4 separate regions of the Mus musculus genome follow, and all the other regions are linked to region 4. Evidence: chromatin loops called from intact Hi-C (ENCODE). Cell type or tissue: left cerebral cortex. All regions are shown on one strand. Region 1 has its middle 190 kb from the start of Gm30904. Region 2 has its middle 340 kb from the start of 5031426D15Rik. Region 3 has its middle 330 kb from the start of 5031426D15Rik. Region 4 has its middle 35 kb from the start of Gm30904.

Evidence for each region. Hi-C counts contacts between places; a loop is a spot of excess contacts. Peaks named below come from ENCODE experiments on the same cell type or tissue, not always from the same donor. Only the 100,000 strongest peaks of a DNase experiment are listed, where the experiment ranks them.
Region 1: it touches region 4 in a loop (3-fold over the local background); 4 of 42 quality-filtered maps call a loop at or near these places.
Region 2: a loop joins it to region 4, with 2.7 times the contacts of the local background. A loop is called at or near these places in 3 of 42 quality-filtered maps.
Region 3: it touches region 4 in a loop (2.5-fold over the local background); 3 of 42 quality-filtered maps call a loop at or near these places.

The regions. Positions count from the first base shown.
Region 1 is chr2:8,532,293-8,540,292 of GRCm38, forward strand. No RefSeq gene overlaps it. Among named protein-coding and RNA genes, the nearest start is that of Gm30904, 190 kb to the left of the region's middle. In left cerebral cortex, a CTCF peak has its summit at 4,831 (motif pointing left); DNase peaks (open chromatin) are centred at 4,145 and 4,763; H3K27ac peaks cover 1,261 bases.
Region 2 is chr2:7,265,816-7,273,815 of GRCm38, forward strand. It overlaps a transcript of Celf2 not described here. Among named protein-coding and RNA genes, the nearest start is that of 5031426D15Rik, 340 kb to the left of the region's middle. In left cerebral cortex, no CTCF peak of the experiment used is centred here; a DNase peak (open chromatin) is centred at 4,405; H3K27ac peaks cover 7,051 bases.
Region 3 is chr2:7,252,034-7,260,033 of GRCm38, forward strand. It overlaps a transcript of Celf2 not described here. Among named protein-coding and RNA genes, the nearest start is that of 5031426D15Rik, 330 kb to the left of the region's middle. In left cerebral cortex, no CTCF peak of the experiment used is centred here; DNase peaks (open chromatin) are centred at 3,578 and 4,181; H3K27ac peaks cover 6,951 bases.
Region 4 is chr2:8,376,615-8,384,614 of GRCm38, forward strand. No RefSeq gene overlaps it. Among named protein-coding and RNA genes, the nearest start is that of Gm30904, 35 kb to the left of the region's middle. In left cerebral cortex, a CTCF peak has its summit at 3,830; DNase peaks (open chromatin) are centred at 3,830 and 4,589; H3K27ac peaks cover 3,777 bases.

The DNA.
Region 1 (8,000 bases), 160 kb after region 4:
ATGATTTTCAGAAGCTGTTGGGAGATATTAATTGGCTTAGACCTTTTTTAAAGATTCCTTCCGCTGAGTTAAGGCCTTTGTTTAGTATTTTAGAAGGAGATCCTCATATCTCCTCCCCTAGGACTCTTACTCTAGCTGCTAACCAGGCCTTACAAAAAGTGGAAAAGGCCTTACAGAATGCACAATTACAACGTATTGAGGATTCGCAGCCTTTCAGTTTGTGTGTCTTTAAGACAGCACAATTGCCAACTGCAGTTTTGTGGCAGAATGGGCCATTGTTGTGGATCCATCCAAACGTATCCCCAGCTAAAATAATAGATTGGTATCCTGATGCAATTGCACAGCTTGCCCTTAAAGGCCTAAAAGCAGCAATCACCCACTTTGGGCAAAGTCCATATCTTTTAATTGTACCTTATACTGCTGCACAGGTTCAAACCTTGGCAGCCGCATCTAATGATTGGGCAGTTTTAGTTACCTCCTTTTCAGGAAAAATAGATAACCATTATCCAAAACATCCAATCTTACAGTTTGCCCAAAATCAATCTGTTGTGTTTCCACAAATAACAGTAAGAAACCCACTTAAAAATGGGATTGTGGTATATACTGATGGATCAAAAACTGGCATAGGTGCCTATGTGGCTAATGGTAAAGTGGTATCCAAACAATATAATGAAAATTCACCTCAAGTGGTAGAATGTTTAGTGGTCTTAGAAGTTTTAAAAACCTTTTTAGAACCCCTTAATATTGTGTCAGATTCCTGTTATGTGGTAAATGCAGTAAATCTTTTAGAAGTGGCTGGAGTGATTAAGCCTTCCAGTAGAGTTGCCAATATTTTTCAGCAGATACAATTAGTTTTGTTATCTAGAAGATCTCCTGTTTATATTACTCATGTTAGAGCCCATTCAGGCCTACCTGGCCCCATGGCTCTGGGAAATGATTTGGCAGATAAGGCCACTAAAGTGGTGGCTGCTGCCCTATCATCCCCGGTAGAGGCTGCAAGAAACTTTCATAACAATTTTCATGTGACGGCTGAAACATTACGCAGTCGTTTCTCCTTGACAAGAAAAGAAGCCCGTGACATTGTTACTCAATGTCAAAGCTGCTGTGAGTTCTTGCCAGTTCCTCATGTGGGAATTAACCCACGCGGTATTCGACCTCTACAGGTCTGGCAAATGGATGTTACACATGTTTCTTCCTTTGGAAAACTTCAATATCTCCATGTGTCCATTGACACATGTTCTGGCATCATGTTTGCTTCTCCGTTAACCGGAGAAAAAGCCTCACATGTGATTCAACATTGTCTTGAGGCATGGAGTGCTTGGGGGAAACCCAGACTCCTTAAGACTGATAATGGACCAGCTTATACGTCTCAAAAATTCCAACAGTTCTGCCGTCAGATGGACGTAACCCACCTGACTGGACTTCTGTACAACCCTCAAGGACAGGGTATTGTTGAGCGTGCGCATCGCACCCTCAAAGCCTATCTTATAAAACAGAAGAGGGGAACTTTTGAGGAGACTGTACCCCGAGCACCAAGAGTGTCTGTGTCTTTGGCACTCTTTACACTCAATTTTTTAAATATTGATGCTCATGGCCATACTGCGGCTGAACGTCATTGTTCAGAGCCAGATAGGCCCAATGAGATGGTTAAATAGAAAAATGTCCTTGATAATAAATGGTATGGCCCGGATCCTATCTTGATAAGATCCAGGGGAGCTATCTGTGTTTTCCCACAGAATGAAGACAACCCATTTTGGGTACCAGAAAGACTCACCCGAAAAATCCAGACTGACCAAGGGAATACTAATGTCCCTCGTCTTGGTGATGTCCAGGGCGTCAATAATAAAGAGAGAGCAGCGTTGGGGGATAATGTCGACATTTCCACTCCCAATGACGGTGATGTATAATGCTCAAGTATTCTCCTGCTTTTTTACCACTAACTAGGAACTGGGTTTGGCCTTAATTCAGACAGCCTTGGCTCTGTCTGGACAGGTCCAGACGACTGACACCATTAACACTTTGTCAGCCTCAGTGACTACAGTCATAGATGAACAGGCCTCAGCTAATGTCAAGATACAGAGAGGTCTCATGCTGGTTAATCAACTCATAGATCTTGTCCAGATACAACTAGATGTATTATGACAAATAACTCAGCAGGGATGTAAACAAAAGTTTCCGGGATTGTGTGTTATTTCCATTCAGTATGTTAAATTTACTAGGGCAGCTAAATTGTCAAAAAGTCTTTTTCAGTATATGTTACAGAATTGGATGGCTGAATTTGAACAGATCCTTCGGGAATTGAGACTTCAGGTCAACTCCACGCGCTTGGACCTGTCGCTGACCAAAGGATTACCCAATTGGATCTCCTCAGCATTTTCTTTCTTTAAAAAATGGGTGGGATTAATATTATTTGGAGATACACTTTGCTGTGGATTAGTGTTGCTTCTTTGATTGGTCTGTAAGCTTAAGGCCTAAACTAGGAGAGACAAGGTGGTTATTGCCCAGGCGCTTGCAGGACTAGAACATGGAGCTCCCCCTGATATATGGTTATCTATGCTTAGGCAATAGGTCGCTGGCCACTCAGCTCTTATATCCCATGAGGCTAGACTCATTGCACGGGATAGAGTGAGTGTGCTTCAGCAGCCCGAGAGAGTTGCAAGGCTAAGCACTGCAATGGAAAGGCTCTGCGGCATATATGAGCCTATTCTAGGGAGACATGTCATCTTTCAAGAAGGTTCAGTGTCCTAGTTCCCTTCCCCCAGGCAAAACGACACGGGAGCAGGTCAGGGTTGCTCTGGGTAAAAGCCTGTGAGCCTAAGAGCTAATCCTGTACATGGCTCCTTTACCTACACACTGGGGATTTGACCTCTATCTCCACTCTCATTAATATGGGTGGCCTATTTGCTCTTATTAAAAGGATAGGGGGAGATGTTGGGAGCCGCGCCCACATTCGCCGTTACAAGATGGCGCTGACATGCTGTGTTCTAAGTGGTAAACAAATAATCTGCGCATGTGCCAAGGGTATCTTATGACTACTTGTGCTCTGCCTTCCCCGTGACGTCAACTCGGCCGATGGGCTGCAGCCAATCAGGGAGTGACACGTCCGAGGTGAAGGAGAATGCTCCTTAAGAGGGACGGGTTTTCGTTTTCTCTCTCTCTTGCTTCTCTCTCTCTTGCTTCTCTCTCTCTTGCTTCTTGCTCTCTTGCTTCCTGCACCCTGGCTCCTGAAGATGTAAGAAATAAAGCTTTGCCGCAGAAGATTCTGGTCTGTGGTGTTCTTCCTGGCCGGTCGTGAGAACGCGTCTAATAACAATTGTGTTTTTGTGTATCCAAGAATAAGAACATAGACAACTTTAATACATTCAAAAGAAAATGATTTGCCCGAAAATACACAAAGACTTTTTCTAGCTTCTCTTTGCACTTAGCGACAGTTTCATGTTAGTGGAGTTCAGGGAATGTACTTATTAGTTACTAGAGAAGATTGTGTTTCCAAGCTTGACTGTGGCTTCTACAGTTGTTTTGGGTTATAATCTTGAGTGAACAAACAAAAGAACCATACATTCTAAAAACACTGCAACCAAACATTTAATTATAGTCCTCCTGTGCTCAGCAAGGGAGGGAATAGTTACAGTGATAATTTTACAATGTAATGACAAAAATCAGTCTTTTCTAGTACTGTTCTGCACCCTGGGTGACATCCAAAGTGACCTTTTGGCAATGATGTTTCTTCTCTTTTTTCTCTCTCTCTCTCCTTTTTTTTTTCTTCTTTTTTTAACTGATTCACGTTACATCCAGCTCACAGCCCCTGTCCTGGTCACTCCCACCCATAATCCTTCACCTCTTCACCTCTCCTTCTCCTCTGAGCCAGTAGGACCCCTCTGGGTTTCCCTTCACTCAGGCACTTCAAGCCTCTGCGAGGCTAGGCACACACTCCCTCTCCCATTAAGGCCTGAGGAGACCACCTAGCTAGTAGAACCTCTCCCACGTATAGGCAACAGCTTTGGGACAGATCCCGCTCCAGTTATTCGGATCCCACATTAAGATCAACCTGCGCATCTGCTACATATGTCTAGCCCCTGTACGTTCTTTGGTTGGTGGTTCAGAGTCTGAGAGCTCCACGGGATAGTATGCCCAGATCATACTGTTCTAAAGAGAACTAAGCAAATGATCTAAACGCGCAGTATCGTGGTTGTTCTACTCTATCTTTTTTTTTTTATTTGAATCATGAATTTAGTTGGGACCTTTCACCCACATAATATGCCGTGTTCATAGTTGATTCCATTGTCTTCCCCTGTTTCCCCTACCCCCACTTGCTATTCTTCCCTTGAAGTAGCTCTCCTCTTTCCTTTTTATTTACTTTTGTATATATTTTAGGCATCTCAGCTTTTACAATAGTAGATTTTTATATTTCTTTTTTAATCCATCCTAATATACCTAGCTTTTTAAACAAAAAATATTTCTAAGGATTCTGATTTTTAATTTTATCTTCCATTCCCCTTTTCACTTCACAATGTCAGTGTGACTCATCCAATAGATTGATGACTCCCTTCCTCCCTCCCTCCCTCCCTCCCCTCCTCCCTCCTTCCCTCCTTTCTTTCCTTTGTCCCCTCTACCATCTCTTTTTCTCTTCTGTATGCTCTCCCTCTTTTCCTTCTTCTCTCTTCCTCCTCTCCCCCTCCCTGGCTCTCTCATCTTTCTATGGCAAAAATAGTCTCTAAATCTACATGTGGGTTTGAAAATTAAAACGTTTTAAAGTTTAACCCCATAAAAATTCCTCAACTGATCTGTGCATTCAGTTTTGTAGTTGCTACAAGGCATCCAACAGTGCCCTCTAATGCCAGTTTTTAAAACAATTGTTCCATACTTTTGCTTTAATCACAATGTTAAATCCTGTCATTTAGGAATCCATATCAAAGAATAAAATGCTATAAAATATTTACAATTTTAAAGACAAATTTTATAAAACATTTTCTTTAGATTTTAAAATTTAGTTAAATAATGTAATGTGATTACATTATTTTAACTCATCTTGATAATATTGTTTAATTACACTACTTCTGCTGATTGACACAATGTCCAACAAATTCTGTAAAGACACTTAGTAACAAATAATTAATCAAAACAGTATTTATTTTTAATGGCAAATAATAGTAACTTCTATATTAAATGCACAATTTATCACTGTAACTAGATGGATTTTTGGCACTTTCTAATTAAAAATTTTATAAACTTTGGCTAACCATATATATTTTAAGTATATAGCTATTAACTTTTTGGCTACATATTTGTCAGTATTTGTATCACATATTAAATCTGTTTTTATGAATAAATAATTTTTCCATTTTAAGTAGTAGTTCTATCAAAAATGTGAGGAGTATTCCAAAATTTTGTTTTTAAAAAAATCAAGTGGATAGCAACTACTATATGTACAAGCTTCTGGGTAAAGTAGAGTTGCCTTAGTATACCCCAGAAAATGAGAAGTCAGGGTAACACAGACTATTCCAGAGATAAGTAGAAGTGTACAGGAAGTCACAGAGAAAGCGATAGGGAAGCTTGAATGTATGTATGGGCACCTTGTGTGTACCTGGTGACTTTAGGATCAAAGGCATCAAATGCCCTGAAACTATCTAAGTAGGGCTGTTTGTAAGTCACTATATGGGTGCTGGAAAGCAAAGCCAGGTGTTCCACAAGAGCAACTAATATTCTTAACTGCTGAACCAACTCTCCAGCCCCATAAAAGTCTATTTTAAAAGCAAAATAATGGCAGCAAAGAAGAAAGAGATATTTCCACAAACCAAAACTATTTGCAAAGAGGTACCTGCTAGGGAAATATTCACAAATATGCGACTTCCCACAGCACAATTAAATACTACAAGCAAGAACATAGCAACAACAAGCACAACAACAACCTTGACATTCAATAACACACAAACAGTTGAATATCTTAATCTATTTTCAATTTATATGTTTTGTAGCCATTAAAGCTTCTAATAAACAATAATCATTATGTAACCTTAAATAAATAAATGTATCTGTTAAAAAATAGAAGTTGAATTATTTGTCTGTCTTTGTCCATGTCTATGCATCCATGTTTGTAATACATACAGAGACCAGAAGAGGAGATGAACCCTTTGGAGTAGCAGTTATAGGGATTTGTGAGCCATTGTACATGTTGGGAACTGAAGTCCCTTGATAGGGCAGCGAGTGCCTTTAACCTCTGAACTATTTATCTAGCCTCGCAAATTTTTCTACAGTAGACACATTAAAATGGCAAGTCTTTTCATCCGAAGTTATTACCTAAACATTTATGTATCTCTAATAAGTCTGTAAGTAGTGATCTCAGAATTTTGTCCTGGAACTTATTAAGATGATCTGAAAAGAACGGAATCACAGGGGTTGAGTATGGGAACCGGGTAGTGACACCAAGAAACACAGCAGTAAAAGAACCTGTGTGCGAGCTTCAGTCTGGAAAACAACAGAATTCAAAACAAAGCCCAAGGACGAGCTTTAGTCTATTAAATAAACCTAGCAATGATGGAGAGAGATGATGTTAAAAGAGAAAGAGGTCTGTCTCTTAACTAATCAACAGTGACAACAGGAATAAGAAAAGTCCGGAAGAAAAGATGGGGATTTCAAAAGGGATATAAAAGCTGAAGAGGAAGATATTTACTCCAGCCATACGAGATGTTACACAGCTTGGAGAGAAAATTTAAACCTGTTGTTCACATTGTCAGATTTCAAGTTAGTTGTGAACTCTGTGGAAAAGGGCTTTGGGGTCATCATAACAGATCAATGAGAGTGCATCTTTTCTATCCTTTACATTACAGATCCCAAGGCCAGCTAAAGACTGTGTGGTCACTCACGCTTTTAGCGTCAGTGACCTTGCTACTTCCTCATCAGCCCCCCAAGCATAAGCTGCAGGGGCTTTGCCAGAGCAAAGCGGCTACATGCCTGGGTCATCTTCCTTGGACTCATGGCCCCCTGTCACTTCAACTTCACCCTCTTCCCAGGCAGTTTTCCAAGATGGGTCTTTGTGTCACAAGCTACTTTCTTATGGGATAAACACACATCGTCTCCATCACTAAATCATTTCAGCCCGAGGCAAACATGGCCTCTGTATTGGTTTCTTTGGCCCAGATTTTGGGGGAAAAAAATCCTGTTTCTTCTGTTCTGAAGGGAGGCAAAGAGGAGTAGCCCATTCTAGAGCACCGAGCTTGTGAGACAGTTGGGATACGAAGCGTTGGGGCATTACAGAATAGAGGAACAGGAAGTTGAGCCACAGGCGGGAACCAGGAACAGATAATACCACCAAGTCCCATTCCTCCTGTGACCAACTTCTCTCAGCCAGGACTAATGTTTATTGGCGCTGCAGCCTGCAAACCTGAGGATGTTGCAATTAAAATATAATCTGTGAGGACTTTCCAGATTCAAATGTAACATTCCCAGAGGATTTTGAAATCTCTCAAAAGAATCCACTTTTGTGTCTCTGCACTGCCTCACCTTGTTTTCCCCACGAGAGTCATCCACCTACAGTTTTTCCACACTCTGCGCATCTTGGCTGCCCTGATGCTCTTCCCTGATCTCAGGAGTCATTCATGGAAGCAGGGTCAGGACTGGGTTAAGAATTAGGACATTAGGCAGGGTTCTCTTGAGGAAGAGCAAAGAGAGAATAAGTACACATTTCAAGGAATGTTTACTAGGTTGAATTTGATAGGGTAATGTAGTTCTTTAATGACTTTTGCATACTAGAGAGGTTGAGTATTGCTTTCAGACCAGCAGTAATAATGTTGAAGTGTTCACAAACAAGCACAGAAGGGCCAGAGGAGAGCTGCTGGGCTTCTGTACTGGCTGATTATGTGTGTCAACTTGGCATTAGCTGGAGTTATCACAGAGACAAGAGCCTCCATTGAAGAAATGCCTGCGTGAGATCCAGCTGTAAGGTATTTTCTCAATTAATGATCAAGAATGGAGGGCACGTTGTGGGTGGTGCCATTTCTTGG
Region 2 (8,000 bases), 1.1 Mb before region 4:
GGGATTTTCCTGTCTCTGTGGCCCCAATCCTGGCATTGGAAGCCTGCACCACCATGTCTGGCTTTTTCCATGGATGTTCACCAGATTCTTACACTTGCTTGGCAAGAACTTCAAGGAGGAGACATCTCTCCAGCCTCTGTGAGGACTTCCTATTTATTATCTCATTTAATATTTTTATACACCCAGACCTATGTACTCCTTCTATATTCATGTTAAAGGGAAAGAGTTCTCTTGAGTCTCTCAGAAGTTATGTGATAGACATCTGACCACATTTCATAAGAGGTAGAACTACGTTAAGCCTCTCTAAAAGCCATTGCTCTTAATGCATATTCTATAGTGTTATTCCAACCTGTCCCTGGAAATTCTCATAATAAGTAATCTTTAAAACTAGACTTAAGTGGGTACTCGGAATAAAGATAAGCAAACTTCTGAATCATCTTCAGATGAGAAATCACTCAATCTGTCAGAAGTTGACAGAATCCTACAATTATTCACTATGTTCACCTCTGTGGTTTCACTTCTGAACTAAAGATCTGAGGACACACACTTGTGGCCATTTTCACGGATATGCATGGCTTCATGAAGCTTAGTGGCACCCAGAGCATATGTTTTGGCCTCTGTCAGGTGAGCCAGGTGACCTGGCTCCTATGTAATCTACAGTCAGCAACTCCAGCCCCTCATCCACCCTTTGCATGAGGTTAAGGGTTTGCTGACATGTTTTGGGCTTTATGCCTTGTATTGATTATCTTATCTGTTTAACACAAACCACAGACATTGTACATAACCCACAGCTGAGTCCCTGGGGGAAATGTAGTAGAACTCAGTACCAGTTCCTCTGAAGAGTGACATCAGTCTATTAAAGACCCTCCTTATAGAGGGACTGATGCTACATGTAAAACAGGCTCAAATTTCGTTCATGTTTATTTGAGATTCCAGAACATACATTTTGACTATATTGGTAATCTTATATTACACATTTCGGTTTAATACAGACTTAAAATATTTCATATATTTCCTCTGGGTGTGGTCATATTTGCCTATAATCATAGAATTTGGGAGTCAGGATCCTGAGTTCAAGGCTTGGGATATAAGGATACCAAGTCTTGAGAGAGAGAGAGAGAGAAAGACAGAGACAGAGACAGAGAGACAGAGAGACAGAGAGACTCAGAGAGAGAACAAGTTAGTGAGCATGGGAGAGCATTGTCTTCAGAACCAATTATCAATGAAAGCATTGTTTATAATGCTTCATAATTTAAAGAGCAGATGATTTATTTACAACCAGAAAGCAGAGTATTGGTAAGTAGGAATCCCCTGTTCACAGGAAGGTAGTTTCCTTAGACTCATTACATTGAAGGTCTCATTCCTGAGCTTGATGGGGGAGTAATATTTATGTGTTAATTCTTGACACCATTTTCTTTTGGGATACATTGGGGAATGGTTAAGATGAAATATTTAATTGGACAAACATGTCGCTTTATTTCTAGTCAAGTGCTGGTGTCATTGGAACAAGCACTTGAAAAACATTGTGAAATACCCTGCACGTGGCAAAAGAGGGGTGGGATTGAGCAATCGAGAGGTTATTTTGTTTTTTAATGTTGCCACACTTTATTGTGTTCATTTAGTTGCTCTTACCAGTGATGCAGAATCCACTACAAGGGCATTTTAAAGTGCAGCACATCACACATTAGTCCTTTAATGTTAATTGCAATTAGTCTATGGTATCAGAAGGTTTGTACGCAAAATGTTCTCTTGGTCATTAAAGCTATTTTGCTCTAAGGCACATTTGTGCTTCTTGGGAAAGAACAGGAAAGAGTATTTGTCATTTCTCAATATACACATAGCTCGGATTGTTTGGTGTACAGCAAACTGAAGTACTGCTTTACTCTTAAAGAGCTTTTGGGGCACAGTGGACAACAAATGACATTGTTGATGCTTACGAGCTTTTCCATGTTCAGAATGGCATTCCCAGTACATCATTTTCCAGACTTCAGCTAGACTGACTACAAGTCACTGAATTTGTATGAAGAAACTGGCTTGCATCTGGGCTTCTCATTATCTTAGGATAAATCATCAATCTGCATCCAAAAGTTTAAGTTTCTAGAGACATTTCTTCCTATGCTCAACTTGCATACTTAAACCACTCAGATCTGCTGTGAGGATGGAGAAGAGATTGCATTGTATTTGTGAGATCCTTTATCTGAACAGACAAGGGTATTGGGGGAAAACTAAACAGATTACTGTAGTGTGAGAGGTGTGTGTGTGTGTGTGTGTGTGTGTGTGTGTGTAGTTGTATATGATATATCTCCTGGAAGCTTGTGTTTTGAATACTTGTTCCATAGCTGATGTTGCTACTGTGTGATGCTCTGGAAGCTTTAGGAGGTGGGGTTTGGCTAGAGGGAGAAGGTCAGTTGAGGTGGGTACTGCTTATCTTCTTCCTGTTCCCTCCCAGTCTTTCTTTTGGCTTCCTATTTGTTAAGTGATGAACAGCTGTTTCTGCTCTATGTTCTAGTCACCACGGTTTTCTGCCCCAGTAGATAAAATGCAAGTTAAAATCAACTAAACCCTCTGAAACAATTAGCTAAAACTAAATCCTTTCTTCCTAAGGTTGTTCATATATTCTATGATGTATTTAGAAAGTACAGGATATTGAAGATTGCAGGAATTTGAAACATCCACCAAAAAAAAAATATCCATAGGTAACCCAGAACACAGACCATGTAGGCTTATAAGTGATAAGGCTACAAAGGTGAGATCACTCATGATTTTGGATTCCACATCACAGTGCCACAGGAATTAATGATTGGTCTTCTGGGTTTTAGTCTTCCTTTAGTCCATTTCTGATGTCTATGTACCTATTCCTCTCCTTGGAAATATACATGTTTACTTTGTGCTATTATTTATTGAAATTGTGTAATGTTCTGGGTTTTATAGATTTCATCACTGTACTGGCCAGTTTTGTGCCAACTTGACACAGGCTGGAGTTATCACAAAGAAAGGAGCTTCAGTTGAGGAAATGCCTCCATGAGATCCAGCTGTAAGGCATTTTCTCAATTAGTGATCAAGGGGGAAAGGCCCCTTGTGGGTGGGACCATCTCTGGGCTGGTAGTCTTGGGTTCTATAAGAGAGCAGGCTGAGCAAGCCAGGGGAAGCAAGCCAGTAAGGAACATACCTCCATGGCCTCTGCATCAGCTCCTGCTTCCTGACCTGCTTGAGTTCCAGTCCTGACTTCCTTGGTGATGAACAGCAGCATGGAAGTGTAAGCTGAATAAACCCTTTCCTCCCCAACTTGCTTCCTGGTCATGATGTTTGTGCAGGAATAGAAACCCTGACTAAGACAATCACTAAGAGTTTGTCTTGAGTATCAGATGAGACTTGGGACTTTTGACAATTTCGAATTTTAAGACTCTTAGTGAGGAGGGACAGCTCTTGGAGAACAACTAATACATTTTCCATTATAAATATTGCCAGGAGCAACTGGGATTCAGGGACAGAAAGTTATGTTCTGACTGAAATGTCACCTAGAAACTCCTGTTTAAAATGCTCTTTCCTCAGCTGGTGGCACTATTTTTGGAAACTGAGGAAGCTTTGGTTGAGACTTCCTTAAATGATGGAGGGCCCTAGAGGGTGGCCCTTCCTGTATCTTCCTTTGCTTCATTTCCACCATGAGATGTAGAGCTCAACACCATCACACACTTCTGTAGACCATAATGTATTCTCCCCAAGTGCAAACTAAATGATCCTTGACTAAATCTTCCAAAACTATAAATGAAAGTAAATCCGTTCTTCCTCCTTGGCTGTGCTGGGCATTGTCACTACAATGAGAGTGACAGTCCACAAGGAACAGCATGGGTTAGCACCTCAGAAGTGGTTGGTACATGGCAGAAGATAGTTACTTGAGTCAATGTTGAGTGCTCACTGAAGTTGAGCAGGATGAAGAGAAAGATGCATAGGCATGAGTGAGAAGAGAAGGTGGGATGTTGGAGGACAGGTGACCATCATTCCTGGTGAGACTGGAAATCTTCACCCTCCAGCTCTCCTCCACATCCCCTCCCTGCCTCACACATTTCTGTGATGCAGTTTCAAGTTCAAGTGAGGAAAAGATAGTACATGTTCAAGAGTAGCAATAAAGAAGAATAGAGGCAATTGGCTTTACCTCACTCTGAGAACTGGGTAAAGAATAGGATGAAAAAAACTGCACAGACATATATAGCTCCTAAGTAAGAGCCCATGCCAGGAATTCTCACTTCTGAACACAGGAAGTTGATCAGTGACCAGAGACAATTCTAAGTGCCTTCATTTTCTTCCTGTGTGCTTCTCAGTTCCGAACTGTTTGCCACTGCTGGCACACCCACACTTTCTACAGTAGCACCTGGGTTTCCTCCTACACAGAGTTCTATCCACCCACCACAGCAAAGCAGACCCAAGCTCACGCACACAGTGTTCTCTGAAAGGATACCAAGCCACGTGTGCAGCTCTGAGACAATGTGGAGAGTGGGCGGGCTGCCCGGCAACCGCATTCTAAACACAGGAAGAAGAAATTTCAGTTTTAAAAACCGATCAAGGAAAACAGTATGAGAGGGCTTGAGTTTGGTAATGCTAGGTATTTACACTGATAGAACTTGAAATTCCTTCTAAAATTCTAGTAAGCCTTACCTTTTCCACCAAATTCAATCTCATTAGCTGCAGTTATCAACTATACCAAGTGGAAAAGGTTTTCTAAACCATTTCAGTATGAAAATATTCAATTTCTCAGTCAGTTCAGCTAACATTTTTGCTAACTTGTGTATACTGTTTCAGCCTTGCCTCTTTCAGAGTGGACACACAGGTCCTGGTAACTGATAAACTTCTCTTCAACATTTCTTACATTAGGTCCCTAGTTTTGTGTACAGCCTTCATTACGTAGATAATTTTGTGTTGTATGTATGCATGTCTAAGGAGATGGCCTGGTTGTATGTAACTTGTCATGCAATCATGAAGACTTGAGTTAAGATCTCCAGTACCCATGTGAAAAGCCAACTGTGATGGTACCAGCTACCTAGAATTGGTGCTCTGGAGTGGTAGAAACAAGAGGGTCCCTATAACTTTCTGGTCATATAAGCTTGCCCAAGGGATGACTAGGTTCTATTCCTGCACACTGCAGGGTTCACAAGGTGTTTTGTGTCCAGGTTCAGTGAGAGAATGTTTTAAAAGCAAAGGAAGACAGTGATCATTTTCTTTATTTACATTTTGAATGTTATCCCTTTTCCTGGTTTCCAAGAACCCCCTATCCCCTTCCCCTTCTCCCTGTGCACCAACCCACCCACCTCCTGGCCCTGGCATTCCCCTATACTGGGGCATAGAATCTTCACAGGACCAAGCGCCTCTCCTATTGATGACTGACTAGGCCATCCTCTGCTACATACACAGCTGGAGCTATGAGTCTCAATATGTGTTTTCTTTGGTTGGTGGTTTAGTCCCAGGGAGCTCTGGGGGTACTGTTTAGTTCATATTGTTGTTCCTCCTATAGGGTTGTAAACCCCTTCAGCTCCTTGGGTCCTTTCTCTAGCTCCTTCATTGGAGCTAGAATTCCCTGTGCTCTGTCCAATAATGGCTGTGAGCATCCACTTCTGTATTTGTCAGGCACTGGCAGAGCCTCTCAGGAGACAGCTTTAACAGGCTCCTCTCAGTAAGGTCTTGTTGACATCCACAATAGTGTCTGGGTTTGGTGGTTGTATATGAGATGGATCCCCAGGTGGGGCAGACTCTGGATGGTTATTCTCTCAGTCTCTGTTCCACCCTTTGTCTCTGTAACTTTTTCCATGGGTATTTTGTTCCCCCTTCTATGAAGAATCAAAGTCTCCACACTTTGGTCTTCCTTCTTGAGTTTCATGTGTTTTATGCATTGTACCTTGGGTATTCTGAACTTCTGGGTTGCTTGGTTTTCTAATATACCATTCTGTCTTTCTGCCTGTTTCAACATGGGCCCTCAGCCAAGAGTGCCTTTTTCTCACCAGGGCCTACTTTGGATCATCTTTGACATGGTGTTTAGATCTGTTTGTATTCCTGCCTTGACACTTATAGCCTTTGGTCTGTGTTATCAAAATGCTTGCTATAGTTTTGTAATGGTATATTCCTGGTCTTCTACTAGAATCTGAGATTCATGAAGGCAGCTCAATATTTCTGTTCATGCTCTTCTGCAGAACCCAGCACAATGGCTATACATACTGCCAGAAAAGGATCTCTGGAAGTGGTTGAGAAAATGGAGCAGCAGTGAAGAGCGCACACTGCTCTTTCAGAACACTGGACTTTGATACTCATACCCACTTAGGTGGCACACAAATACTTGTAACTTCTGCACCAAGTCCAACACTCTCTTCTAGACTATGCAGGCACATACATGCACATGTACTTCACACACACACGCACACACACACACAGAGAAATAAAATAAAAATTTAAAATCTCATTAAGTGAATGAGTGAGTGTCTGAGCTAAACAAATAAAACCAAAAGGAGGTGTCCTTAAGGAAGCTAGGGGAAAAGCCATCAAATAAGGACATAATTGACTTGACACTCTTTAATAGTTTAATGTTTTTATTTTTATGTGTATATATGCATAGGTGTTCATATGTGTGTAAGTACATACGTGAACATGCATATATAAGTGTGTGCACATGCTCATTGAGGCCAGCAAAAAACCTTGAGTACTGTTCCCCAGGAAGTACCTACCTTGGTGGTTTTGGACAGAATCTCTCTTACTTATTGGGAATTCTCCCTTAAAATAAGTTGCCTGGTCAAGAAGCCCCAGGGGTCTGACTGCTTTCATCTCCCCAGGGCAAGGATTACAATTACACCTTCTGTGCCCAACTGTTTTACATGAGTTCTGTAGATCAGTGCCCTGGCCCTCATGCTTCCACATTACAAATGGAGACCTCTCCTGGCCCTAATTCACCTTTGAAATACTGTCCTCTTGCTCATAGGATAGGCACTCTGCAAGAACAAGGCAGATGAACTTTGAACAAAAGACTCTTCACATAGCCAGAAATACATATATCCCATCTGCTTGAGACAATGGCTGAGAGGAACTCAAGGTCACTCCCTGAAGCCCATGGGAAGGACTGGGGCTGTTCATTGACTTGGTGAGTGTTCAGAGTGGAAACTGGACCCAATTTCTAACATGTTACCAGTTCAGGGCCGAACAGAAAGGAGAGTAAGTGAATTTCTTTTTCACTTCCCCATCCCAAACCTCCAACTATCTTCATAAAACTCACCAGGAGACAGAGTTGATAAACTGACAGATAGTATCAAATGCCAGCCAGAGCTTCTTTCTACCCTCAGGCACTGGGGAGCAGCCCATGAACAGATTGTTCCTGCCACAGTATCTCATTATTTTAAGCAAATTGAATTTCTCATTGACTATGTTGAAAGGTTGTACTCTAGTTATAATTACAGGTTTTTACTTAATTTCCTTTTATAAATAGGTCAGTACTCTGTACTTGAAAGTAGTATGTTGATTACTGATTTTTTTTTCCCCCTTCTGTTGGCCTCAGGGACTGTTTAGTGCAGAAACTGCTGACTGCACGAATTTAATGAAACAAATACATATCCAATTACAAGAGGGTGTGTGAGAGAGCACGCACAGGCCAGCAGGTAGCAAGCTCACAGCCAGCCAGGACAGTTCACCTTATGGTCACGCAGTTCATTCTAAGTGCATAGGGAGGGGGCACAGGAGACTGTGGGGAACTGACCAGGCCTCAGCCTGGCAAAAGCCATCTCTGGGAACTTCCTTCGCTATCTGATTATGAAGATGTCCACTCATGGAGAACCTATGTCCTAAAGAATCCCAGGCTCTCATGACAGCATACATGTGTGATCTGGGGAGACAAATAGCTCAAACGTCCATTTCCACAGCAGCTTTTTAATTAAAAAGAAGTCAAGTTTTTGGTTTTCCTGATATGGATATAGTACATTATTCAAGTCCAAATATTTATAATGAAGAAATCTAAAGGAAGAAATGATAAC
Region 3 (8,000 bases), 1.1 Mb before region 4:
TCAAGTTATAAATCTAGGTGACATTGACAACATGAATAAAAATTTTCTGGATATTACCTGACTCAAAACCATCATTTTTCTTTTTTATTGTGATTACACCGTTGTGCTACATTATTATTCTTTAGAAAAGTCCACGTCATGAAAGAAAACACCTATTTTTCCAATACATTTTGAACAGGATTAGAAACTACTCTAAATATATACAATAGCCAGCCTACCAAGGATACCCAACTTTATACTTTTGCACTCAATAATTTGAGAGCAATTAAAGGGGAAGAGTCAAGAATCTGCTACATGCTGCCATTTCCATAATTAAACAATAAAACTACTATATCATTTCACACAGACATTGTAAATACTAAATTAAGAAGCGCCGATGAAATGTCAGAAGCATTTTCTTATGAGTTTATATCAGCCATGTGATTACCATATTGATTCTGCATGCCAATGAGATAACATTCCACTGTGTTTATTTTTCTCCCAATTGCCTTCCGGAAAGTAATAAAATTAAATCCAATATGATATTAAATGTAAATATGCATGGATATTATATGTAAATACCCATTTTAAACTCTCTTTGCTTTTTGATATTTTCTGAGCATAATGTTGTCAAGCCAACAGTAATATTCCTATTCCCTGTACGGCCCACCCTCACTTCTAGCACCAAGAGGAAGAACACCCTTTATAATTCCACTTGACATTTGTTTCATGATCTATGGAAAGTAAAATACTAATTTTTTTCAAAGTTACAGAGCCAGGAGCTTCTCAGCTAAGAAAATTTGATTTCCCAGGCTGTCATCCTGAACGGGGACTCATCACAGCCCCCTCCCCTTCACTCTTTTATTTCTACTGAAGTCAGTTTTATTTTCTGCCAATTTTATCACTTGGCACTAATTGAATAATTAAAACAGCTGAACTCATCTGGCTCTGGGTTAAAATCGCCTTCTATGATTGTGTCCTTGCATTGCAGCTACCCACAAGGCCTTTACTGTACTTGCAGAAAACTCGTCTTTTCATCAAGATTAACCCAATAAGGACCTGCTGCAAGAAATAGGCTCTCACAGCAGGAAATTGGTGCATATATTTCTGAAGAACAATAACCCAAGTAACACAGGCGTCTGTTGAAAGAAAAGCACCTGACCCAACCTGCTTCTTTACATGTGTTAGGACAGATAGAGATCTAGATGCACTAATGGATTAAACTGCCTTTTAGTATTCTATGTTAAGAACCTCTGCCCCTTTGCAATGGAATATATATTGGGTATTTTTTCTTGTAAGTGGAGGTTTTGTATAATCATTTTAAATGGGAACATCATTAGCTACTCTTCTGATAAAAGCCATTGTTGCTTTTCTATGGGTAATATACCTGGAAATCCAATCAATCTGATAATTCTAATACTATGATAATAAAATGATCTGAAGGGACATTGTTTATCTTGCCAACTGATTATTTCTGTTACACAACACCATAGCAAACAGACAGAGTGATTCTCATTCTTCTTTCAAAAGTTTTTCTCTTACAGTTATTTGTGTATGTGCACATGCACATGTACACACATGCACATGTGCACAAAGGCACATGCACACACACACACATGCACATGTGCACACATGCACATATACACACATGCACACATGCACAAAGGCACATACACACACATGCACACGTGCATAAAGGCATGTGTTTCAGCTCATGTATAAGAGTAAAAGATCAATTTGCAAGCATCATTTCTGTCTTCCTGTCATGTGAGTCCAAGGACTGAATTAAGTCACGAAGACACTTGGCAGCATGGTAGCATGTGTCTTTACCTTTGGGTTCACTTGTCCTGTCTTCTTTCCCATAATATTGACTACATATTAGATCAAGAGACTAGATGTTCTTGGAGTCATGTGTAATTTTACTAATGTCAAATTGAATAAAGAATCCCATGCCCCCTCTCTCCCTACTCATGATGGATTGTCCAGTTTGCCATCGACAAACAGATTTCCTAAGTTAATTATACAACAGAAAGGTGAAAAACATATTTCATATATCTATATCATATATATCTCTATCTCTATCTATCTATTTATCTATCTATCTATCTATCTATCTATCTATCTATCTATCTATCTATCTATCTATCTATCTATCCATCTAGTGGTGTGTGTGTGTGTATGAGAGAGAGAGAGAGAGGGAGAGAGAGAGAAAGAGACTGAGTGTGTAGATATAATTAGCAGGTCTCATGTGTCTTTGGACTCACTTATTAATCTATAACTAAACCAAGAAATCGAGTTAGACAAGGGCAGAGATGACATTGACTTGCAGGGAATGAGCTTTTCAATCAAGCTGGAGTTTTAGGAATGCTAGTGGTAAATCAAAATGGTCTTAGTTATGTTTTGTTAGGGCGTATTACAACTGTACTTTCGTGTGACTTTGGGGTCAGAAAGACATCACTGAAGCAACATGGTGCCACTTCTGTAGCTTAATGTCGAGATAAATTAATCTGAGATGCCATCTCATAACTTATAAGTGAGGAACCTGAATGGGATGAGGCAGCGGTATGCAGTCTCCTCGAAGTAACTTTAGTGGAGGAAGTAAGGGTAGGAAACGCTGGTTTGGGTGTGTTCTCTTGATATGTGCAACTTGAGGTCAGTTCTGCTAGACATCTGCTGACGGATGCTCTAATCAGTGTTGTTGTGTCAAAATGAGATGCAGAGTTGTGGTTGCTTTTATGAGTCTGGCAATGTCTCTGCATGCCATCACAGTTAGCCTCTCATTTCTAGAGGATCTCAGAGAACAAAAAGAATAAGTAACAAACCTGAGCTGGCCCACTAGAGGTGATGTCTCCAACTTTCCTCTTTTCAACTCACACCATAGCTAGATCATGGAAGCATGTCTGAAGACCCTATTCCAACCTGACTGCTCTGTCTCTACTTGGCTAGAAAGGAAAGGAAAAGCAATTATGTCTTAAGGTCCCTTTTGGTCATCTGACTTCCAGACATCGTAGAACGCTGATTTGTGAAAATGTCTATTTCAGACTCAGTCATCACTACCCAACTCTCGTTTCTCAACTGCCCTCTTAACCACAAAACATGGTCTGAGGCAGAGCCACTAACACGTTTACTTTATGCCTTCCATATTACAAGTGTGACTATTTTTAATGACCTTTAAGAATCTATTATTGGATCTTTCACATCCTACAGAAAGAGCTTTCATTAGCATGAAAGAATAGTTTTCTGTAAATTAAGTAGAATTGCATCAAACAAAAATGACTTTCTTCAAATTTCCAACAAGAAGCCTGTCTAAAGATAAATTTAAGATTTTTTTAAACAAAAGTTCTTTTGCATTAGCAAAAACAACTTGAAGGCATTATCATTTTAAATGAACCATCAAAAAGTGTGACTTCTAAAACAGAATACCACCGTCAAATTGTAATTTATATAAACTTTCCAAAGCCACTCACAGAATGAAGTGATGTTCACATGTATTTTACATTTTAGAATGAAAACTTGAGGAGGAGGGAAGTTGGCATTATTTTAAAGAAATGTTAAGGAGTAGAGGACGTGAAGATCTGTGCTTCTGTAGGAAGAACATTTTCAGCTTTGAAAGCACACACAGCTTATAGATTCAGGACTAATGAGGGATGCTTATAGATACAGGTCTAACGAGAGATGCTGCACATTGTACACACTCTATCAAGCTAGTAGCATATTTGTATTGATAGCTCTTGTTTAACTAACTGGAGAATAACAAGGCTCATTGTGTTATTTCCTTTTGTAGTTTTGATCAAATTGTCAAAGGGTGGTTCAGGCTGAACTAGTTATCTTAATTGATACAATGCACAGCAAAATACATTGATCCATAGGAATGGGTTCCAGATCAATTGTCCTTTTGAAAATAATATTTACATTTAGAAGGGGCCCTGGATACTCACTGATCCCAAAGGTTAAAGCTAATTTTCCTTTAACCATAGTGATTAATGCATCTTTGGTATCCTGAGTGGTTTTGAATCAATACAGAATATCTTAAGGGATTCATTTATTGCTTCTCAAAGCCCACCTTTGAGTCTAGGAGGTGCAGAAGATGGTGAAGCCATTATTTTCACACACTGACAGATGGGAACAACTGAGTCACAAGCCAGTTGGGTGATTTGGCTAAAACCAAAGAATCAGATATGATGGCTACAGTCTCAGAATAGTGTTCTCAACTCCTACCTCCCATCTGTTCCTTACAAGAGACTGAAAGCCAGTTTTCTGCTACTCTGCAAGACACATCTATTTATTCCATTAAAATGGTTCAAGCTGGTCCCAGAAAAGTTTGCCTTGTCTATCTCAGCCCCACACTTCTAGTTCATACCATATCTGGAAAGGGGAGTGTGTGGACAATGATACACGGCATCTTTATTCTTTTTTTTGTTTGTTTGTTTTTTGGTTTTTTTTAGAGACAGGGTTTCTCTGTATAGCCCTGGCTGTCCTGGAATTCACTTTGTAGACCAGGCTGGCCTCGAACTCAGAAATCCACCTGCCTCTGCCTCCTGAGTGCTGGGATTAAAGGCTTGCGCCACCACACCTGGATGGGATCTTTATTCTTGATGAAGGAAACAGTCCTTAGCTGTTTTCCGTGGGTATGGAAATGGGTACTCTGCATCAATCCTTTTTTCATTCTAGCCTTCTACCCTATTTTGGTGATAGATGCTATTTTATAGCATCCTGGTTTGACACTCAAGGCACAAATTGAAAAGGACAGAGCAGATGTCAGCAAAGCACAGTATTCACTGAATTGTAAAGAAAATTACCGGGTTCTAGATTTGATTGTGACTAACAGAGTCTATGTGATATTTAGATTGTAATTTTCTTCTCTGGACTTAGCTCTGTGACCTGAAAAGTAAGTACCTATAGTAGATTAGTGAGGCTGCCCTGACAGGAAGATGGCAGAGGAATGCTACAAGAATGGTTTATCAACCAGAAGGGAAGAACTCAGTCCCTTACAGAGAGTACATCTGTAAGAAGAATGCTGTGCATCCTGGCTGGTTTAGACCAGTACCCCTGTCGTCATAGGTCACATTTCATGCAATCCTCATTTCCAGATGAGTTAACATTTAGAACATTAAGTGTGTTGATTTAAGGGGTCACTTGGCTACCTCTGCTATATTTTCCAAAAAAATCTCAAGGGATTTTAATGATAGGTTTTTCTAGTTAGATTTTGTTCTTGTTAAGACTCTTTGCTCTTTTTTCAAGGAATTAGGGACAAGCGAGGGAGACCTGTGACAAGGTAGAAGCTCTGGGACTTTCCTTAAATCTTACCCTGGGGCTATAGAGATGGCTCAGTGGTTAAGAGAACTTTCTGTTCTTCCAAAGGACCAGAGTTCTAGTCCCATTGTCCCTGCTGGGCAACTCACAATCTCTTGTAACTCCAGTTTCAGAAGACATGGTCTCCATACAGATATCACACACACACATACACACACACACACACACACACACACACACACACACACACACACACACACAGAGAGAGAGAGAGAGAGAGAGAGAGAGAGAGAGAGAGAGAATAATCTTTTAAAAATAGTCACACCATTTACTTAGTCCTAGTGTGAAGCTAGATGGGCTTACCCAAGAAGTACTCATTAAGTTGAGGAGAGACTAGGAGAGCTGGAAATTCATTGATTATTGATTGATTATTGAATGTAAGTAGGGAGCTATTTGTAACACTGAGTTACATTTCTGTGATTTCATTCAGATAGTTCTCCCTTGCCTCCCATTCATACAAGATAGAGTTTTAAATATTTCCTTAAACCTCATTAAAGATGATAAAGCAGTCTGCCTCCCAGCTCCATCCAACTCCTGAAGCCCCAAGGTGAAACAACAGAGACTCCCAGAGTATCTAATTTTGTCTTTGGTGCTAATTAAAATCCTTTGGGATGTACTAATTCCAGGATGTTATTCTTGCCTAGAGCAACAGACAGTCACTAACCATGAAAGATGTTGTATCCCTAGGTCAGTATCAATCTGACTGTCTTAAGCTACACACATCTGGTGAGCAAAAATTCTTCTCTTATCTAAATCAAGGAGCCATCTTAGACTGGAAAATCTTCAAAATGTCTCCCATGCCATTCCTGGATAAAATGAATGCTACAGCAAGGCCTTGGCACCACTCACTTTCTATTTACAACTTCTGTTGTTGGTACTAAAGAGCCGGGATCTTCTCTTGTCTTTCTCCTTGATGGTCTCACTCTTAGTTATTTTGAGGAACTCCCCCCCAGTCTAACTGTAAATTATTCTGTCAGGAGTTTTGAAGTATTTCGGCTTCAGTAGCCTTTTTCTTCCAGGTCTTGTGTGTGAGGAAGAAAACTTACATAATGACATAGTGAGCTTGTTCACACACACACACACACACACACACACACACACACACACACACACACACACACACACGGTGGGGGAAGAGAAAGACAGAGACAGAGTGACAGAAAAAGACAGAAAAACAGAGACACAGAGAGACAGAAGAATAGAGACAGAGAGACAGACAGAGACAGAGGCAGAGAAGTTTTCAATCCAGTGGTTTTCTTTGATATTTAATGTGTGGAGAAAGTCAAGATGAAAGAGAAACACCTGCTGCTTTTCAGAATGGAACCCTACACATATGTGACTTTGAGCTCTGGCAGGGAATGAACCTGTAATTTCAATACTTGCAGTGAGAGCCTGCAAGTTACAAATGGAAGCCACAATTTCTATGGCAGGCATTTTGTTAGGCTGTCAGGGAGCTCATTTTGCTGTCAGTCCCTATTTTTTAAAACATTCTCTTTACATAAATAAAATGTAACAGTGAAAAATGAAACACATGAACAAACATACACAAAGGGGCACCCCAAGAAGCCCCTCCATTACTCATGCCTGTGGTGTAAGTTGATGTGGCGTCTTCACCGAGTATTTCAGAATTTAGGGAGATTACCAAGGTTATAAACTGAATAAGGAAATAGAATTGCTTTTGGTCAAGTATCAGATTCTAGCATTAAATAGCTCTTGGATATTTATGGAGAGAATGTTATATATACCATAGTCATATTTAAAACAAGATCTCTCTTTGATTTTCTTTCCTGCTTTCTTTGGATTAAAATAGACATGGTATAAGAAACTTCAGGAAAATGTAAGCTGCATCTTACTGTAGGTTACACAATTTATTTTTTTATAGTTATACCCCAATTCCTAATTTGCCATCTTCCAATCATACCATACCTACATAAAGCTCTTTTAGATAAATGAGGAGTCAGAATTCCCTGGTCCCTGTAAGAATTTTTTAATGGGAGTAGTAGGGGGAAATATGAGAGAGTGAAAAATGAGTAATCAATCACTCTGTTTACAATGTACAATCATGTTGTACAATGAATACATACACACAGAGGCAAATTGCAATATCATGGTTGGCCCACCATAACTATACATAGTAAATTATTATTTCAGTATTCATATTTTTACTCTAGCAATTCCAAAGAGCTTTAAGGTCCAACGCCACATAATTTATCTCAGAAAACCCCAGTCAGTTAGAATGTTACAAAGAACCAGCTTCCTTGATTTGAACTCATTTAATGCTGTCTCATGGCCATAGTGGATATCTGTAATCTGGGAAAATATGTGCCACTGGCCTCAAGAGTGGCAGTGGTGTTGGCTCCTCAATTTATCACTAGCAAATCATTCCCAAGTCAAAGCTCATTTTCAAGTCACCATGGTTTAGTTTCAGGACCATTGATTTACGGAGGACATTCATGTTCAAAATAATTATGCAATTGCTTTGCGTTTCAGGCTTGGGACTAAAACTTCAGCCTTTATTCTCCATCCAGTAAAATTTCCATTTCACTGTAAATCCTTCCAAGCTCTCCAGAGGACTAAAATTGGCCGTGTCTCTCCAGTGACTTCTCTGTGTGTTTCTCTCTCTCTCTCTCTCTCTCTCTCTGTCTCTGCATGCACGCATGTGTGTGTGTGTGTGTGTGTGTGTGTGTGTGTGTGTGTGTGTGTGTGAG
Region 4 (8,000 bases):
TTACAAGGTATGTTTGGCCTTGAACTTTCTCCAGTGTTAGGAGCCTTTTTGTTCCTTTTCACATGTTATCAAGTGGTTAAGGCAGGGCTGAAAATTCTGGATGAAATTCAGGGCAATCTATCAGAAGTAAAGCGGGGAGAGAGGGTAGGAGCAAAGAGGAAATATGGTGCACAAAATAAGTATACAGGCCTTTCCAAGGGTCTTGAACCCGAGGAAAAGTTTGGGTCAGGGAAAAATACCTGGGGAGAGATTGGAAGGAAGAAGAAGGAAAAAGAAAAGAAAAAAGATCAATCAGCGGAGGTCTCTAGGAGAAGGAGCCTATACTCATCACTAGAAGAGCTCAAGGAGCCAGTTCTTAGTAGTTCTGAATCAGATGAAAAGGCTATTAGGGCCTGGAAGGCGCTCTTTCGAGCAGGTGAAGCCACTGGACAACTAACAAAGATTGTCCAGAAACCCCAGGAGTCCTTCTCAGATTTTGTGGCCAGAATGACAGAGGCAGCAGAGCGTATTTTCGCAGATTCAGAGCAAGCCGCACCTCTGGTAGAACAACTCATTTATGAGCAAGCCACGCAGGAATGCCGAGCGGCCATAGCCCCAAGAAAGAACAAAGGTTTACAAGACTGGCTCAGGGTTTGTCGGGAGCTTGGGAGACCTCTCACCAATGCAGGCTTAGCGGCCGCCATCCTCCAATCTCAAAAATGCTCCATGGGCAGAAATGAATCAACGCATAGATCTTGTCCAGGAACAACTAGATGTATTATGGCAAATAGCTCAGCTGGGATGTGAACAAAAGTTTCTGGGATTGTGCGTTACTTCCATTCAGTATGAGAAATTTACTAGGGCAGCTAATTTGTTAAAAAGTCTTTCTCAGTATATGTTACAGAATTGGACGGCTGAATTTGAACAGACCCTTCGGGAATTGCCATCATTCAGGTCAACTCCACTTGCTTGGACCTGTCCCTGACCAAAGGATTACCCAATTGGATCTCCTCATCATTTTCCTTCTTTAAAGAATGGGTGGGGGTGGGATTATTTGTAGATACACTTTGCTGTGGATTAGTGTTGCTTCTTTGGTTGGTCTGTAAGCTTAAGGCCCAAACTAGGAGAGACAAGGTGGTTATTGCCCAGGCACTTGCAGCTCTAGAACATGGTGCTTCCCCTGATATATCTATGCTTAAGCAATAGGTCACTGGCCACTCCGCTCTTGCACCCCACGAGGCTAGTCTCATTGCACGGGATAGAGTGAGTGTGCTTCAGCAACCCGAGAGAGTTGCACGGCTAAGCACTGCAGTAGAAGGGCCCTGCGGCATATATGAGCCTATTCTAGGGAGACATGTCAATTTTCAAGAAGGTTGAGTGTCCAAGCGTCCTTCTCCCCAGGAAAAACGACACGGGACCAGACCAGGACCCCTCTGGGTGATGAGCCTGGAAGGGGGTTATGTGTACAGCTCCTTTACCTGCACACTGGGGATTTGACCTCTATCTCCACTCTCAATAATATGGGTGGCCTATTGCTCTTATTAAAAGGAAAGGGGGAGATGTGGGGAGCCGCACTCACATTTACCATTACAAGATAGCGCTGACAGCTGTGTTCTAAGTAGTAAATAATCTGCACATGTGCAGGGGCAGTTTTCCCGCCATGTGCTCTGCCTTTCTCGTGATGACAACTGGGCCGATGGGCTGCAGCCAATCAGGGAGTGACACGTCCTACGTGGAGGATAATTCTCCTTAAAAGGCACAGGGTTCTGGCACTCCCTCTCTTCGCCTCTTCGCCTCTTCGCCTCTTCGTCTCTTCGCCTCTTCGTCTCTTTCTCTCCCTCTCTGCCCCTCTCTCTGCCTCTCTCTCTGCCTCTCTCTCTCTCTTTCTCTCTGCCTCTCTCTGCCACGCTCTTCCTCTCTTGCTCCTGAGTAAGCAATAAAGCTTTGCTGCAGAAGATTCTGGCTTGTTGCGTCTTTCCTGGCCGGTTGCGAACGCGCGTAAGATATCCTCATTTAATAAGACTATCTCATGTCTCATATGTCTCATATATTCTTATTTAATATTCTCTTCAATAATTACACCCACATACATACACACGCACACACGTATATATACAAGACTACATAACAGCCTTCAGAGAGCTTTAATGAGAAATCATCAAAATGTCACATCATAAATGGAGCATAAAGCTGCCCTTTCTCTACTAATATGGAAAGATGATTAGCAAAACAATGCGGCCCACATCACAGAGCTTTTGCACTCGGAAGCTAACTGTCAATGACGACACATCTGGCATGCCTAAAGTAAACAAACAAACAAGCAAAGAACGAGAATACAGTTTAACAAAACACCCATGGAAGGAGTTACAGACACACAGTTTGGAGCTGAGACGAAAGGATGGACCATTTAGAGACTTCCATATCCCGGGATCCATCCCATAATCAGCCTCCAAATGCTGACACCATTGCATACACTAGCAAGATTTTGCTGAAAGGACCCAGATATAGTTGTCTCTTGTGAGACTAAGCCGGGGCCTAGCAAACACAGAAGTGGATGCTCACAGTCAGCTATTGGCTGGATCACAGGGCCCCCAATGGAGGAGCTAGAGAAAGTACCCAAGGAGCTAAAGGGGTCTGCAACCCTATAGGTGGAACAACAATATGAACTAGCCAGTACCCCCCCAGAGCTTGTGTCTCTAGCTGCATATGTATCAAAAGATGGCCTAGTTGGCCATCAGTGGAAAGAGGCCCATTGGTCATGCAAACTTTATCTGCCTCAGTACAGGGGAACGCCAGGGCCAAGAAGTGGGAGTGAGTGGGTAGGGGACTTTTGGGATAGCATTGGAAATGTAAATGAAATAAATACCTAATAAAAAATAAACAAAATAAAAAAATGATGCTTCCAAAGTTCCTCAACTATCAAGACACTAGGGCATACGCAGTTGAAGTTTATGTCTTCTGGAAGCTTTGTGTGCACTTCTCAGATGCTCCTCTGAATTGCAACAGAAAATACAAGACTATTAATAATGATGTCTTAGCTGTTGTCCACAATCATAGAATTTATGTTTACCTCGGGGCACTGGCGAGGACTTTCATGAGAATACTAGTTTACAAGCTATTTTAAGTTTTGTCACATAATGTGTCAATCCATGTGGCAGCTCACATTTTAATACTAATTGATGGGGTACATTCTTAAGAAGTGTTATTATTCATGTTGGCTAATTCTCAACTAACCAGGTGGCACACATTCAGATTATACGTTCAATTACTTCAGAAAGCTGTTTGTCTTCAGTTTCTGTCACCAGCCAAATGTTTCTTTGTCTTATATGTGTAATGAATTTTTATGATGATTATAGAACCATAAATCACCATGATTTTGACCTACTGCAACATGTTTTTTCTCTGCCAACTATCACTTAATTCATAAATTTATGATTTCCAAATACCATGAAATGATTTTAAAAGTCGGTGCTTTGAAGATAATTTATATAGTTGCTACAGGTATATGTAATTCAAATTTAAAGATTATGTTCTTTCCAATAAATCCCATCAGTATGAAAGTGGGTACAATGTCAGGCAAAAACAATGCAGAATTATTTCCATCTTCTTAAAGATATTTTTGTTTGGAATAATAAAAGACATTTTTTCCCATGAAAAAATTTCTCAGCAAAAAGGTGAGAGATAATTTTTATTATAATTTCCTTCCAAAAATACCAACCTCGCTGACATTTTACTTCACATTTCAGCTATAAATTTAGGTTTTAGAAGTGAGGCTTTAAAAGTACTCTGTTTCAGTGAAAATTTCACTGTAATGCTAAATGGGTTGCCATGCCTTGAGCAACAGCTCCCTCTATGGTCCATCATCACCCAGGTAATGACTGTGCATCTTCTGCAACACCATAGGCCCTTCCTTCTATGACCAATACTCTCCTAGATACAATGCTAAGATGATACTGAACATTAGCAGGCTAGGTTTTTCTTTCCTTTTTCCCCTTCAAAATGCATCTTATTGCTTATAATTCTGTTATTCTGTTTATTGTTAGATGTGATTTACTCAATTACAATTTTAGTTATATTTCATACATACAACTTGATCCTTATGCAATAAAGAATCAGAGTTATGGGGAACAATCACAGATTGGATAAATTTCTGTTTATCTGGTCATAGATTTTCAATTGTACTGATGTTTCAGTACAATTATGTGTATGTAAATGTATTCACATTTCTTTAGAAATGTCATGTTATAGATTTCATTTTAAATATTGTCTACAGTGAAAAAATAAAATCATATTTAACTGTAAGTCCTAGAAAAAAGCCCTACATTTATATACAAGAAAACCCTTTATATACAAGTAGTACATCTAAGACTCAAGAACCCATCTGTTACCAGGAAATGTTAAACTGGGGAAACATTTTGAAATAAAGTACAAAAAGGGCAACTGGTTTTTAAAGGGAAAGGAAATGTATATAAGAAGAAGGGGCTGAGGCTTCTTTTATTCTGGCCTCTTCTAACATAACAAAGCAACTCTGAAAGGTTTATAGTGTTGTATGGGAAACTTCAGGGAAAGTAGTGGCTCAAACTGAAGTATCAGCTGGCTTTGTTGGAGAGATTAGAACCATAGAAAGAGAACCAACCTGTTCCTTATCTGATACCTGCATCATCACCCTACTTTGGAATCTTCCATTCAATAGTGGTAGAAGTTACATAGACATCATGTTAGGCAGAACTACATTCCAACTATATTATGTTACTATTCTGCATTGGATGACAAGTCAACAAGTTTCCTAGTAACAGATGGGTTGTTGAGTCTTAGATGTACTACTTGTATATAAAAGGTTTTCTTGTATATAAATGTAGGGCTTTTTTTCTAGGACTTAGAGTTAAGTATGATTTTATTTTTTTCACTGTAGACAATATTTAAAATGAAATCTATAACATGACATTTCTAAAGAAATGTGAATACACTTACATACACAGAGAGAGAGAGACAGAGAGACAGAGACAGAGACAGAGAGAGAGCACTAGAGAGGGTAAGGGAGAGATAGAAAAGACATTGTATGAGAGACAATTTGGAATAAAATTTTATTCTAAAACAAATATTTGTAACCACACTGAAAATGAATTAATTTACTCAATTTCTTATTCAAATTATTCCCACAGTCACCTAACTGAATTAAATATTTTCTATCTACTTTAGCATCAAAATCTGTGGAGTTGAAGTTACAGGTGGGTCTGGATACCATATATGAGTGCTGAGAACTGAACTAGGGTCCTTTGCAAGAACAGTATGTTCCGATAATCACTGTGTCATCTCTCTCTCCCTCTCCTCTTATAGCTGAGACATAAACTTGAAATGTAACCAAGAAATGCATGGCTCCCAAGATTTCACTCCTTCCTTTTTGTCAGTATTCATTTTCATTTTCTATGTGTATGAGTATTTTGCTTGTATGTATACATGTGCACTGCGTTTGTGTGTGTGTGTGGGGGGGGGGGGTAAAGAACAGAGTCTTTAAAGAACAGAGTCTAGTAAAGAACATCAAATCTTTTGGATCTGAGCTTAGAAATTATTGTTAGCTCATCACTTTGTACTAAGAACCAACATGGGTCCTCTACAAGTGCAGCTAGTTTTTTTAACCTCTAAGCCATTTCTACAGCCCCAAAGATGGCTTCTTTCTTTTTTAACCTTCTTGCAATATTGTCTACTTTTTCTTGTGACATTGTCGCCTTTTGTTTGAATCGGCTCCAAAACATGTATTTAGACAATATATCACATATGTTATAGGTAAACACACTTATATAAACAATAATAATTTTATAATTTTTCTGTATAAATTCTTCTAGAGTAAAAAACATTTGTCAAGTTGCTCAAAGAACGTGCTTAAAAACAAAAGTGACTTTCACAATGGAAAGCTACACAGCCATGCCCAAGAACAGAAAATATAAATATATTTCATAATGACCATCAGAAAATGCAAAGAACACATATACACATATGAAACATGCAGAGAGAGGAACGAGAAATCTTTGGAATTTTGTAAATACATTATTGGAGAATTAGACTTGGGTGCCTTTCCAATTAAAGAGTTAGAGGGATGCTAATGAAAAGAATATAACAATAAACAAAATAACAAATCAGATGGCATTCTCAGAGTCTAAGTTATGCCTGCTTATATGAAAGATTATAACGCCAAGACAAAGTCAGTTTAGAAAAAATTCTCATGTGTATGCATATGAAAAATATGCCTCTCAATGATCTGAAATTATATAATTAAAGAAGGTAATTTAATACACACCAATTTACATGGTTTTTTTGGAAACAGAAACAATGTCATCCCCCTCTTAAGAATAAATACAGAATCATAGCATTGCAGAGAAATTCAGGAAAAGAATAAATTTCGAGGCATGATCACCAACATTCAAAGCATAACTTCCCTACAACACAAACCAAGGTATGTGCTAGATTTTGTATTTCTTTACTACACTCACCCTGCCTTCATTTTGTGAATGCCTAATGTTCTACCAATGCTGTTTTCACTTCCTTATAAATTCCCAGGATTTGTTCAAGAAACTCTCCTGCCAATAAGAGACATGTATCCACTCTTTATGATTGTATCGGTAGTGTTCCAAGGCCTCCAGGCTTATAAAAACTCAAAATCTCAAGGAATTAAAATGATATCCATTTACTAGATACAGTATCATCACATAGCCAAATCTGACTTAACCTAAGAACCTATCTCTTCTTCTTCCAAGGTGTTAGGATTATATATGTGTACCACACTCTCTAGCTATGTGCATGTGGTTGTTTGAATTTTTACTGACTGCATATGCATATATGCTTGAATACTTGGTCCCCACTTAGTAGAACTGTTTGTAGTAGATAAGGATGGATGTCCTTATTGGAGGAAATTTATTGGTGGGCATGTGCTTTCAGGTTTCAAATGATCCATCTCACTCCCAGTGTGTTCTGTGTGTCCTGCTTATGGTTTAAGATGTGAGCTAATTAGCTGTTCCTGTCGTCATGTCTCTCCTCTGCTTTCATAGAGTCGAATTCCCTGGAACCATATGCCCAATTAAATGTTTTCTTTTATAAGTTGACTTTGTCATGGTGTTTTATCTTATCACAACAATAGAAATGTTAATAAGACACTCTATGCCAGTAGTGGCTCAACTAGCCCTGGGTACTCTGGATTATGAGTGTTGGAACACAAATGACATAGATAGAATTTCAGCTGCTACGCTGTCACTGTCAGAGATATGTCCTTTTCAGGATTCACAACTGGAGCAAGAAGGTTTCAATTCTGACAGTAGCTTTTAAAACTCTGCCCTGATATAGACAATTATCACTCATCCTAGGATCCAGGGAAATTGAAGACAGTTATTGTGGAGAACACATAAGATGACATCTTATGGTCATTGCCCTATAATAGAACAAACAGGCACTAAAGAAGTGACTCAGTAGTCAAGAATAATTGCTCTTGTGAAGGACTCAAGTTTCGTTAACATCAGAACTCATGTTGTACAGCTTGCAACTCCCCTTAACTCCTGAGAATCCAAAGCACTCTTGTAGACTATACAGGTACCAGCACATAGGTGAGTACACACACACACACACACACACACACACACACACACACACACGTAAAATTACATCATTAAGCTATCAAACAAGCTAATCATATCTTGTATTCTATTTCTTCAGTCCTCTAATGAAATACATAATCCCAGAAATCAAGGATATGTCTTAGGCAGATAAATCTCACCAATATGCATGTATACAAATATGCAAGTCAATAATCAATTATCAAGAGCCTATTTTCATCTTAGCGTGACAGATATATGGATGCTGAATAGTTACCTACAAGAAAGTATTTTATTTAAATTGTTATTAATGTTAAGTAACCGAGCAAGTATTAAATTAGCTTTGTTCATTGTCAGAGGTTTTAGAAATCTTTTGAACAGATATTATCTCCCATAAATCTATGTTGTTTCAGGCAAGTCTCTAGTTCCTACTATTTTCAG